Linked DNA regions of Homo sapiens: region 2 is linked to region 1. Evidence: chromatin contacts called from ENCODE Hi-C data. All regions are on one chromosome and are shown on one strand. Each heading gives the region's core, a stretch centred on a gene start or an enhancer-like site at or near the end of the contact. The rest is flanking DNA. Distances are from core to core; before and after follow the strand shown. Region 1 has its middle 300 kb from the start of SATB1-AS1. Region 2 overlaps KAT2B (lysine acetyltransferase 2B).

Region 1 (6,577 bases), core at 3,025-5,524:
GAGGATACAGTTGTGACTGAACTGCCAGGACCCATTCCCATTGACATAGCTACAGGGCCTCTCCTCAGGTGAAAGAAGTTGTACAGACAAAAGGCCATACATCAATTAAACCATCGTTATGGATGGAGCAGCATACTAGCTCCACCATGAGTTTGAGTTTAAGAGTTTGGGAGAGTTCCTTGCAGTTGACAGTGGGAAGATCTACTTGAGTTATCAATGAAAGAACTTGTATTAATTCTGCATACACTGGAATTTCTTGAGGACTGAACATATTCTTCCTTGACTGCTGATATGACCCTGGTGAGTGTAAGAAACCAAGTGTGCATCCACCTAGCCTCTCCTTTCTGCTTTGGTGGTTACTGCAAGGTGAGAAGATACTCGGATGAGGAAACCGTAGAGCTCCTTCTCCTCTTGGGATGGCTTTTTTGGACTGACTTCATTAATTTATGTGAATTTTCTGGTTTCTTTTTGTCTCTTGAGCCATCTATGATGGAAAAATGTTTCAATATTGTTAGTGAATTAATGGTGAGACTATAAAGACCTATGCGTGTAGGATATTTCTCTTGAAAAATTCAACTTCTCTAGTCAGAAGTCCAACTCCACCGATTTGAACTCTTCTTCAGCCTAATGGGCAGCACAAGAGAAAGAGAGGGGCTCACTTCCAGATTCTGTTCACATAACTGTGAGACTATGGCAAGTTCAATCATTATCTCCAGGTTTCTGTGTTTTCGCCACATAGGAAGAAGGATTTTAAAACTGCATGCTAATTAATGCTTTGAGAACTCTGGCTACAAAGCTGCTTCATGGTGTAATATTAATGCTGTTGGCACTGCTTTCTTTTACCTTCGCCAACACCAAGACTTTTTAGAGCACTAAACTCAGGAGACTTCTTTTTTCTTTCTTTTATTTATTTGTTGATTTTTAAAAACTTTTTATTTCCATAGGTTTTTGGGGAACAGGTGGTATTTGGTTACATGAGTAAGTTCTTTAGTGGTGATTTGTGAGATTTTGGTGCACCCATCTCCCGAACAGTATACACTGAACCCGATTTGTAGTCTTTTATCCCTCACCCCCTTCTTACCCTTTCCTCCTAAGTCCCCAAAGTTCATTGTGTCATTCTTATGCCTTTGTATCCTCATAGCTTAGCTCCCACTTATGAGTGAGAATATATGATGTTTGCTTTTCCATTTATACGCAGGAGACTTCTTTTGAGGAACAAGAAGGTTAAGCTGTAACTGCATTTTCTAGACCCTATTGCTTAAGGAAATTTGTCCCAGGAAGATTCCTGAAGGGCAGTTTAATTAGCCCTAAGGTAGAACAGTGGCAGAAAAATTGGGGCCAAACTGGTACTTTGCTCTATCTTAGGCCATCATGTTTATCTGACCAACTATAAACTCCATGAAAAAAATGGGGCTACCCAATGATAAAGTCATGTTTTTGTACATGTCAACTTCATTTACCTTCCACATAGGTGAGCAAGGAGCAGTCTTTCTTTCTAAAATACTAGTCTGGTTCTGCTACTCTCTTGCTTAAAACTCTCTGGTAAACCTGTGTTGCCTAGAAAAAGGCCCAGTCTTCTTAGAATAAAGCCCAAAACTTTTCTCTTTCTTACTGTAATCTATTTTTCTAGCTACCTTTCACCCTCTGCAGTACATTTTCTCCAGCCATAACTGAACAATGTCTTTCTGACATTGCAACCTCTTTTCACACCTCATACTTGTTTCTTCAACTGGGATAGTTGATGATCTGTTACAATCTCACAAGTGTCTCCTTCCTTTAGAAATTTGTCCTGGCCAGGCTTTCTCAAAGTTAGAGTTATTTGCTCTCTTATTTGTGATTCTTCCAGCCCTTTATAAATGTCTTATTGTGCGTTTCTCTTACTACTAATGTTTGAGCTTTTCAGGAATCAAGATTAGTTGTGGCTGCATTCCCACAAGTGGCACAGTGCCTAGGACAGAGTGAGTGGTAAGTTATGATGAGGAAGTACCTGGATGGCTATGGCCAGACCTTAGATAGCACTGCCAGTGAGGGTGTTCCACAGAACACCTTTGACTGAGTGGGAGAAATGCAGGTCAAATCTTTTTTTTTTTTTAATGTAGAAATACAGACAGAATCTCTTTTACTATAACAGCTATAATTTCAGTGTTATTCTTATTCCATAGCATCAACTCCTTTACAGAAAAAAGACCGATGACACCCTTTGCCATTTAAAAATTCTCACCACATATTGAGCAACCCCAAAAGAATACTCATTTGCATTGACTCAGAGGGTGCCAAGGACTGATACCGAAGATTTTTATGTTGAAAAGCAACAGAGAGTAGTGGCTGAGATCATGGATTGAGTTGAAATCTCAGTTTTGCCACCTACTAGTATGTGACCTAGGGGAAGTAGACTAATTTCTTTCTGTCCATAAGCCCTTTCTGCCCACATATTAAAAAACGAGGATTATAATTGTACTTACCTCATAGGCACCATGAGACAAGGAATAAATCTGTTGATATTAAAAGCTGAAAACAATATCTGGCACAACATCCTAAAAAGCAGTGTAAAGTACTTATCAAAACACTATTTTGTGGAAGATATATCTGACTCTGAGTTTTTATTTTTCCATTTACTAGCAGCGTAATCCTAAATTGTAAATGTCCATTGTCCTTAAACCTTAGTTTTCCTTCTCTGTAAGTTGAAGCTAATAATTATGCCACTTTTAACCTTCATCCATTAAGTGAGATACGTCACTCAAAGCATTTAGCATAGTAAGTGTTCAACAAATTCTACCTACTGCCATTATTTCACGAGATAGGCTGTCAACAAATATTTGGGGCTAAATCTTAATTGATGAAATCTCAATTTCATCATCCTAATGATGAAACTTCTTTTGCTGTTAACTTTTTAATAATGTTTTTAATAGCAAGTGAGAAAAATTTCACTTTCTATCTCCTTTTCCTTACTGGCATGAGTTAAGAGTTGAAAAAAAGAGGTCTCTTGTATCAACAAATTGCCTGTAAATCTAGTCACAGAATGTTATGTCTATGGAATTTTAGAACAGAAACTTTATCTGTCATAAATTCTATCACAAATTTTAACTGCTTAATTTTAAATCAGTGGTTCTCAGTTGAGGGTGACGGTGCCCTCAGCTTCTTCCTTACAGAACAATGGAAACTATCACAACCGGTGGTAGGTGCTACTGGCTTCTAGTGAGTAGAGGCCAAGGATGCTACTAAATATTCTACAGACCATAGGATAGTCCCCTACAGCAAGAAATAATCCATCCCAGAAAGCCAATAGTGATGAGGTTTAAAAAAAACTCTATTTTAGACTTAAGGAAACTGAAGCTTAGAGAGGCTTAAATGACTTGTCTATGGTTGTAGGATTTGATAACATTAATTTCTTGCTGCATTTGATCTATCATGACATCCTAAACAATCCCAGCAGAGAGAAGACAGCCTAGTATTCAGACTCCTTTCTCGGCATTCCAAATCCCTCTACTCTCAGTGTATAGAATCTCTATTTTCTCCACATATCAGCTTTCACCCCGTTGTCCCCAGCTCACCAAAACACACATATGTGCACACAATTCCATCATGGAAAAGTAATGCAGAGAGAGTTCACCAAAGAAGCAAAGGCAAATTATTTTTCCTGGGCATATCTGTTTCAAACCAACCAATTCTATTACACAGTTAGCCCAAACAGAAGCCTGGGTGAAAAGGCAGACCAATGTACAGGTCTTTGTTGCCGTAGGACTAGAACCGGGCCAAGGTTCCCATGGGTAATAATCATGGCTTTGTGCTCAGTGAAGTCCACAGGTAACTGCAGAAATACTGTGACTACAGAATAAAGAATAAGAATAGAAAAAGGGGCATGACTTGATGAGCAAACCACACAGATTCACAGGAAGTAGACTTCAGCAGTTCTAGTATCTGTGGTTTTCTTGAATTCTTTTCAGATCTTATTCTGGGAAAAGAAAGTTATCAGGTCAGTAGTGTTAATGTGCTTTGTTTTGTTTTGTTTTTGCTCTGTTCTACATGGGCAAAACACGAGGAGATAAACATTTTCATGGTAGACTGGGAATAAAGAAGAAAAAGTGATCCTGAGAAGAAACCCCTGATGCACTTCAGGGAGGGGAACAGATACACAATGAAGTGAAGAAGATGCATATAGTTTTTCAACACTAAGAAAATGACTGAAAATAGTTTGTTCTCTTCTAATATCATTAATGAAACCACATAGTGATGTCACTTCTGATCACGCTGAAATTTGAGTTGCTGATCTTGCGATAACAAGCTTCCTCTTTGCGCGTTCACAGCGTGTCTACAGTGGAAAAGACCTTCAGGTTAAACGTGAGTGGGTGGAACTTGTCAAGAAAAATAACTTCACCACCACAACAACAAATGACGGGAGAGACAGAAACTTCTCTGGGAGAGCAGAAGGAAAAAAGCGAAGTCTAAGTATTATTAAACATGTGAAAGAAGAGTCATTTAATAGGAAGTAACTCATTCACACAAATGTAACTTTGTGGTCCCTCAGAAGTACGTAAATACTACCAATCAGTCCACCACAGATTATCATCAAAATTTCTTGGGAAATGCCTCATTAAAGAGTCTTTATAGAATAATATGAGTGTGCATCAGTCAAATAATTTCAAGAAGACGTTAAACACTAGCTCTTAGAGATGTAAATTTCCTTTCCTTCCTTGGGTACTACATTTTGCCGTTGTGAGTTTTAAATTGAGGCTAAATGTGAACCCTTTGAACCATGCTTATCTTCATAGGAGAAAGCCGTTTCTTGTTTTTAAGAGGAAGGCCTTAAATGGACTGAAGAATAGTGGTTTTGGCATTAAATTGCTCTTCTCAGATGTATTTATTACATGATGAAATTACATGATTATTATTACTTGCTGAAATAATTCCATAGCATAGGACTTGATGAATAATTGGTGAAAAATCTTTTAGAATTTATAGTTCTCAGACTTTGAAAAATATTTTTAAAAAATTGATATCCCCAAGCCCACCCACCTCATTACATAATCATGTCTATCACTTTTTAACCCTGATGCTGTAAACCCTGTATCCCCTCCATTAACAGAGTGTTGGTGTGCTTTGTTTTGTTTTGTTTTGTTATGTAACAGTTTCAATGAAGCATTTAATCGGAAAGCATAATCAAAATATGTCGTATGTGACATATTTTGAGTTGCGAATTGGTTTATTCTCTACTCTTTACTGAAGTTTGTCTCTATTGACTGGTGGCCTGTTGAAGATCATAAATGTCTTTGTTTTGATTTTAGGGCACTGTGTTTCTTAAAGTTGGAGTTCCTGGACCACCTGCCTCATAGGTCTCCAGATGTGCTCATTAAGAAATGCATATTTCTGTGCCTAATCCCAAGCTTACTAAATCAGAAACTCTTGGCAAGGGGGAGACTGAAATCTACATTTTCGCCTGTTTCTTGACTGACTCTTGTCTGTGTGGGGGTGAATGTTAAAAATTTAAAGGAAAGAGAGACCTATATGCAACTTACAAATAGAGACGGAGAGAAATGACAGTAAGGTAGCATAAGGAGACACTTTGGAAAATAGATTTTTTGAGGAGGAAAAAAATTATATTGCAAAATTATTTTTAGGTACACAAGTTATTTCTATATTTTGTCCTTTATCCATGCTCTTTATTTAGCTAATGTATCCCTCTTTTCTCAGATTTTATTTTTTTCATTTAGTCTAACACCTCTGTTAAAAGAAAAGAAGGGAAACAAAGAGGGAAAATAGGTGAAACTAAGGAGTGTAATATGCTCTTAAAAGCAATTTAACATTGTTTAAATGTATCTATCTTGACCTTTTCAATGCCATCTGACATTGTTTAATTTGTTATTTGTATATTATCATATGTTGGGAAGTGAAAAATAACTGGAATTATTTTTCAGACCTCAATGTTATTTACTATATTAAATTTATTTGTTTATTTTAAAGAAGACCACATAAAAGTATAGAACACTTTTTAAATGTATGCAAAGAAACATCTATTGTTAAAGTGTACCTTATGCTTGACACTCTTCGATGATTTTAGTACACTTACTATTTTCCATGCCATAATAAGAAACTGTAGCACTTTTTGTAGCCTTTCAATGAATTGAATCCTCTGAAAATTGCTTCTAATAAAATAAAAAAAACCTTTCATATCACCAAATTCCAGTCACAATAGCAATCTTGAATCTGTTTGCCACTTAATTTCCAGCATGAGAAAGAAATAATGTTTTGGGGACCATTATGTAGACTATGCCTCTGACTTCTGGGCCCACATTTAATTTCCAGCCTGTGAGGATTAAAACCTGAAATTATGTTGTTATTTTAGTTTAGAATTCTTTGTATTTTCATAATCATCATTAGCAAGATTCAGAGTTATTGTTATAATCAGCTGTAATGATAGCTGTAATTATTAACAATGCAGGGCAGACAATAAGATTTGGACTGAATCTGAGGCTCAGTGTGTATATCACTGTGGTCATTGTGCCAAACTGCACCTGAAAATGGAATGGACAGCTGGTCTAGCATGGTTACACTTGCTCAACATCTTGGAAAGACATCAGTA
Region 2 (6,577 bases), core at 1-2,500, 1.4 Mb after region 1:
ATCTACACTGAATATCATCCGTGTACACATATAATACTCCAATTTCTCAAAATGCTTTACCTGCCTTTTCTGTCTTGTCTTCATAACTTGTATGTGTATGTGTCTCTGTGTGTATGTGTGCACACATGTGTATTTAGGACTCTGAAAATCCACAAATGTGTATCTTATTAGAACAAAGATGAGAAGCTTGGATGTGTCCCATCCCCACTGTCTTGAGAGAATAGCTCTGTGTAATTTTTTCCTGTCTCTTGCATCTCAGACCAATTTTCTGTCAGCACACTCGGCCAGGGATGAGGCGGCAAGGTTGGAAGAGCGCAGGGGTGTAATTGAATTTCACGTGGTTGGCAATTCCCTCAACCAGAAACCAAACAAGAAGATCCTGATGTGGCTGGTTGGCCTACAGAACGTTTTCTCCCACCAGCTGCCCCGAATGCCAAAAGAATACATCACACGGCTCGTCTTTGACCCGTAAGTGGTACTTTCTGTTCCTTCTTCCTTATTTCCTTTTTAAATGAAAGAGGAACTGCTTAGATAGTGAAAGTCAGCCATAGTCATCCACCGAATACTACTGCACCTGTCTTGCTGTGGATACAGAGCTTCACCAAGCTGATTTTCATGTCTGAAAGTGCTAAGAGTAATTTTCAACAATTTACAAATTTTCTTGTTAATGATGATGAAACTTTATATTTTACATTGCTGATGACTCTCCTGTGCTTCATTCTTTATAGCAGTGAGAGAATGTAACACTAAGATGTTCTGCTTTCTTCATAATCAAAATATTGGTTTTGGTATCTTAACTAGGTGCCATTATTGCCCAGGTCTGTGGGCAATTATTGGGATATAAGACAGGTTAACTTTGAAAATCCATTGCTTAAAAAAAAAAAACAAAAAACTAGGCCGGGCATGGTGGCTCATGCCTGTAATCCCAGCATTTTGGGAGGCTGAGGTGGGAGGATCACCTGAGGTTGAGAGTTTGTGACCAGCCTGACCAACATGGAGAAACCCCGTCTCTACTAAAAATACAAAATTAGCCAGGCCTGGTGACACATGCCTGTAATCACGGCTACTTGGGAGGCTGAGGCAGGAGAATTGCTTGAACCCAGGAGGCGGAGGTTGTGGTGAGCCGAGACCGTGCCATTGCACTCCAGCCTGGGCAACAGAGCGAAACTCCATTTCAAAAAAAAAAAAAAAAAAACCCACGAAACCCTAAAGAACTAAACTTCTCTAATTGAATTTATTTTAACATACATAGCCCAGTAGCCTATGGGGACTGTGATCCATGCCTGTGACAATTCAGAGTGATGCTTTAGACAGAGGGAAGGATTCCATAATGCGGAATTTTGCAAATTGTATATGTAAATTTTAAATTCTTTTTCATAATGTTTCTGTAATATTTTGGAGTAAGACTTAACTCTTCAGAGACACATACCATGTTTGTCCATGACTTCCTGCTCTCCCTGACCCCTCCTTGGCACTGGCTGTGCCAGTTCCAGAGCACCTCTGCACATACTCTGTTCTCTATTTGTAAACCTCAGGCACTTCTTAGGTGACTGGTATTTTGTTCTGATGGGAGTGCTGATGACATCTTGTGCAGGCGACCTAGCTCTAAAAAGTTCAGATAAAAGGATGGTCTAGCGAGATAGGGGCTACATGAAGGAAGTTTCTATAGAAACTTAGGACATGTCCCTCTTTCTTAGTTGGTTAATAAGGAACACCCCAAAAAGTATATTTATATAACTAGGATAGGTAAAACTTTGACATAATCTTATTCTTTCAGGAAACACAAAACCCTTGCTTTAATTAAAGATGGCCGTGTTATTGGTGGTATCTGTTTCCGTATGTTCCCATCTCAAGGATTCACAGAGATTGTCTTCTGTGCTGTAACCTCAAATGAGCAAGTCAAGGTAAGGGTAAACCCAAGGTCTTAGAAGAAGAGCAGAATGTGGGGCTTCTCACTAAGGCCTGCAGAGCTTGGGAAGATCTCTCTGTGCCATGTCCAGAGAAGGTTCAAAGTGGAGTTAAGGACTTTCTGGGAATAGTCCTCTCACTCCAATGGTCTCCAACCTTTTTGGCACCAGGGACTGGTTTCACGGAAGACAATTTTTCCACGGGTCAGATTAGGGCTATGATTTTGGGATGAAACTGTTCCAGCTCAGATCATCAGGCATTAGTTAGATTCTCATAAGGAGCATGCAACCTAGATCCCTTGCACGCATAGTTCACAATGGGGTTTGCACTCCTATGAGAGTCTAGTGCCACCACTGATCTGACAGGAGGCAGAGCTCAGGCGGTAATGCTCACTTGCCTGCCACTCACCTCGTGCTGTGCAGCCCGGTCCCTAACAGGCCACGGACTGGTAATGGTCTAGGGGTTGGGGACCTCTGTCTCACTGTGAGTGTATGTGTATGTGTGTGAGGAGAGTAAGTGGTTTCACCTACCAACAAGTAGGGTTGTACCAAGGCTTTGTTGGACTTTGGGGCGAGGTACCAGGATACTGTACAAGTTCAATATGTAACTCAAGTGTAGTCGATAGCAAATGAAGGGATATTTGAAAAATAGATCTCAGTGTTCATTGTTAATTTACACATACACGCAAACATGTAATCACAATTAGTGACACTGAACTACTGGAAAGGATATGGTTAATGTGGATTAGAAAGATGATTTAGGCAGCTTACACTTCAGAAAGATTTCTTATGACCTTGTCCCTAAGGGAAAACAAGGACTAAGGAAATTCTTTAAGGGAAGTCATGAAATTCTATAAGGGAAGTCATGTAAATTTATGAATAAATTTCAGAAGTTATTCCTGTAGGGTTTGGCATGTGTTGGAGTGTCTTTTTGTTTTGTTTTGTTTTTTTTTGTTGCTAATTTATCTTCCCAGTTGTCTTTGGCTTAGGTCCCTTCCTTTCCAGGAACTGTGTCCATGTTTTATTGGTATTGCAGTTGGTGTCGCAGTCTGGCGAGAATAAACCAGACTCTGAATTGACAGAAAGAGCTCTCATCTATACCTTGTCCTGTTCTACTTTCTTGCTTTTAAGAAAAGGGAACCAGAAAACATGTCCTTAGAATGTTATTCATTTAGGGCTGGGCAGTGGCTCACACCTGTAATCCTAGCACTTTGGGAGGCCAAGGTGGGTGGATCTCCTGAGATCAGGAGTTTGAGACCAGCCTGACCAATGTGGTAAAACCCTGTCTCTACTAAAAATACAAAATTAGCTTGGTGTGGTGGCACATGCCCGTAGTCCCAGCTGCTTGGGAGGCTGAGGCAGGAAAATTGCTTGAACCCGGGAGGCGGAGGTTGCAGTGAGCCAAGATCACAGCACTGCACTCCAGCCTGGGCAATGAGAGCGAAACTCCATCTCAAAAAAAAAAAAAAAAAAAAAAGAATGTTATTCATTTAGGATTTTCATGGGTGGACTAAAGATTAGCAGCTCCGGATGATTAAGATGGCTGCTGAGAAAAATTATTGGAAGGTCTAAAGCAATGTGTCCAATAGAAATATAAAGCAGCCTGCAAATATGAGGTTATAAAAGCACACATATTATGTGCTTTTAAATTTTCTAGTAGTTATATGTATATATTTTTAAAAAAGCAAGTGGAATCCAGTGAGATTAATTTTGGAAATTTATTTTACCCATATATCCAAAGTATTAATATAACTGCAACAGGCATTCAATGTCACGAAGAATTATGGAGACCTTTTACATTACATTCTTTGTTCTGTACTGTCTTTTTTTTTTTTTTTTTGAGACAGGTTCACACTCTGTTGCCCAGGCTGGAGTGCAGTGGTGTGATCTTGGCTCACTGCAACCACCGCCTCATGGGTTCAAGTGATTCTCCCACCTCAGCCTCATGCGTAGCTGGGAACTATAGGCACATGCCACCATGCCCGGCCAATTTTTGTATTTTTAGTAGAGATGAGGTTTCGCCATGTTGGCCAGGCTGGTCCTGAACTCCTGACCTCAGGTGATCTGCCCTCCCTGGTCTCCCCAAGTGCTGAGATTACAAACATGAGCAACCACACCCAGCCTTATACTAACTCTTTGAAACCAAGCATGTATTTTACATTTATAACACATCTCAATTTAGACAAGCTGCCTTTCAAGTGCTTGATAGGCACGTGTGGCCAGTGGCTCCTGTATTGGACAGTGCTGGTCTAAGTATTTTGTTGACTCCTTCAGCTTCAAAGAAGCAATACCATTTACAGAAACCAAAAGTAAGTCCCTGAAAGGAATCATTCTCTGCATTAGGGGCACAGCCTGGGCTATTGGTACTTTAGCTTTCATTAACAGCTTCACTCTCTGGTCACAGTACCCATTTTTTAAAATTATTATTATTATTATTATTATTTTGAGACAGAGTCTTGCTCTTTTGCTCTGGCTGGAATGCAGTGATGTGATCTGCTCACTGCAACCTCCGCCTCCTGGGTTCAAGTGATTCTTATGCCACAGCCACCTGAGTAGCCGGGATTACAGGCGTGAGCCACCACGCCCGGCCTCAGCACGAATTATAGCTGCTGCAATGTATTTATTCTCACAAAGCACAAGTGGAGCTTTTTGTCTTCGACTCCTAGCACTAAGCATCAAAGGGCAAATGCAATTCAGCAGTCTTACATTCATCATTCTGACTGGGGAAGGTGAAGACCCACATTTGCTTGAAACTGATCTCTGGCTCATTTTCAAGGAATTCTGACAGTGTGTCTTTAGATGGTGCTGTTGCTGTGTTTATCATTATTCTCCGCTAGCCAAAGTGACAAATGTCCAGATGTTTCCAAATGTTCAAAGTTTAAGAACTTACTTAAAGGAAAATTTTATTTGGCTTTTCTTAGGGTGAAGACCTGGAAAATATGCCCTTGGTTTGTAATTTTAGAAAAAGATGGCGTAATTTTTATTTTCAAAGATAGCTATACCAAACACCTTGTTTGGAAATGCTGATTAAGGTTGAGTTGGACACTTTTAGGGATACTAAAGGGAAACTGAAGGTATTTAATACGAATTGGATACTTTGTCTTATTACTTCCCAGAAAGGCAATTCCCCCCCATAACCATGTAATTTTCTAAAGACTTGAAGGAAGGTGGCCAAGCATCACAAACTCAGAAGGAAGAACAAGAAAAGCAATCACTTCTTGTAAGTGACTTGAAACTGTAGTTTTAGAAAATGAAGATAATGAAGATTAGTCTTTCAAAACAAAATAGAATGGATGAGTTTAGTGTGTGTGTGTGTGTGCGTGCATGTGTGTGTTTTTTAATGGTAAGAACGTGTGTGTGTGTGCATGCGTGCGTGTGTGTGTGTGTTCTAATGGTAAGAACCAATCTTTAGTAGAAGTAAGAATGTGAGAAACAGTTCTTCCTTTAGTTTCCTGGCCTTTTTTTTTTTTTTTTTTTTTTGAGACGGAGTTTTGCTCTTGTTGCCCAGGCTGGAGTGCAATGGCGTGATCTCGGCTCACTGCAAACTCCGCCTCCTGGGTTCTGGTGATTCTCCTGCCTCAGCCTCCCGAGTAGCTGGGATTACAGGTGTCAGCCACCATGCCCGGCTAATTTTTGTATTTTTAACAGAAATGGTGTTTCATCACGTTGGCCAGGCTGGTCTCAAACTCCTGACCTCAGGTGATCGCCTGCTTCGGCCTCCCAAAGTGCTGGGATTACAGTTGTGAGCCACTGTGCCCAGCCAATTTCCTGATCTTTTTACTGTCCTGTGTCATTAATGATTAATGAACAACTTTTGAGACATCACACTGCCCAAGATATTTACATTTTCACTGGCGTATAGTCTAAGATAAAGATTGCTGAGCTCTGCCAACCCAGCAACACTAGACAACATGGAAGCACTTCTTCAATATGGAGTAAAACTGAATGGGTCCCAGTGGCTATAGCATATATTACTGAAGACAGCAAATTCATAAGCAGAGGTTTTATTTTTATTTTAATTTTTTAATTTTTTGAGATGGGGTTTTGCTCTGTTGCCCAGGCTGGAGTGCAGTGGCATGATCACAGCTCCCTGCGTCTGCGACCTCCTGTGCTCAGGTAATCCTCCTACCTCAGCATTCTGAGTAGTTGGGATCACAGATGTGCACCACCATGCCTGGCTAATTTATTTTTTGTAGAGATAGGGTCTCCCTGTGTTGCCCAGGCTGGTCTTGAACTCCTGGTCTCAAGAGATCCTCCCTCCTTGGCCCCCCAAAGTGCTGAGATTATAGGCGTGAGCCATTGTGCCCAACCATAAACAGACGTTTTAAGTATTTATTTACTATATTAAAAATCTTGGCTAAATGGCACTTTAAAATCTGTATATGGTCATTTTGGAGAATCATGCTGATAAATTCCTGTGAATTCTTTAAATTAGATTTTTATGTGGATTTATTGTGCTGAAAACACAAGATAACATATGAGAATTTATTTGAAGCTCCTCTCCTGATTTTGGAATATCCTGTAATCTAAAAACAATTTGGGCCAGGCGTGGTGGCTCACACCTGTAATCCCAGCACTTTGGGAGGCTGAGGCGGGCGGATCACCTGAGGTTGGGAGTTTGAGACCAGCCTGACCAACATGGTGAAACCCCATCTCTACCAAAAATACAA

Evidence for each region. Hi-C counts contacts between places; a loop is a spot of excess contacts on that map. Pooled maps may share reads with other maps.
Region 2: a loop to region 1 is called in a map with no recorded cell type, with 10 times the contacts of the local background. The contact joins two enhancer-like sites. A Hi-C loop is called at or near these places in 2 of 37 single-sample maps with no recorded cell type and 2 of 50 pooled maps.

Annotation. Positions count from the first base shown.
Region 1 is chr3:18,736,962-18,743,538 of GRCh38, forward strand. No RefSeq gene overlaps it. Among named protein-coding and RNA genes, the nearest start is that of SATB1-AS1, 300 kb to the left of the region's middle. Within about 2 kb of position 4,275, at least 7 of the 41 ENCODE cell types and tissues checked have a DNase peak (open chromatin) inside an H3K27ac peak, as active enhancers do.
Region 2 is chr3:20,125,646-20,132,222 of GRCh38, forward strand. It overlaps KAT2B (lysine acetyltransferase 2B), which reads left to right. Exons shown (of 18, transcript NM_003884.5): 10 at 260-468; 11 at 1,778-1,904. Among named protein-coding and RNA genes, the nearest start is that of MIR3135A, 8.6 kb to the right of the region's middle. RefSeq lists an enhancer at 376-455. Within about 2 kb of position 1,251, at least 5 of the 41 ENCODE cell types and tissues checked have a DNase peak (open chromatin) inside an H3K27ac peak, as active enhancers do.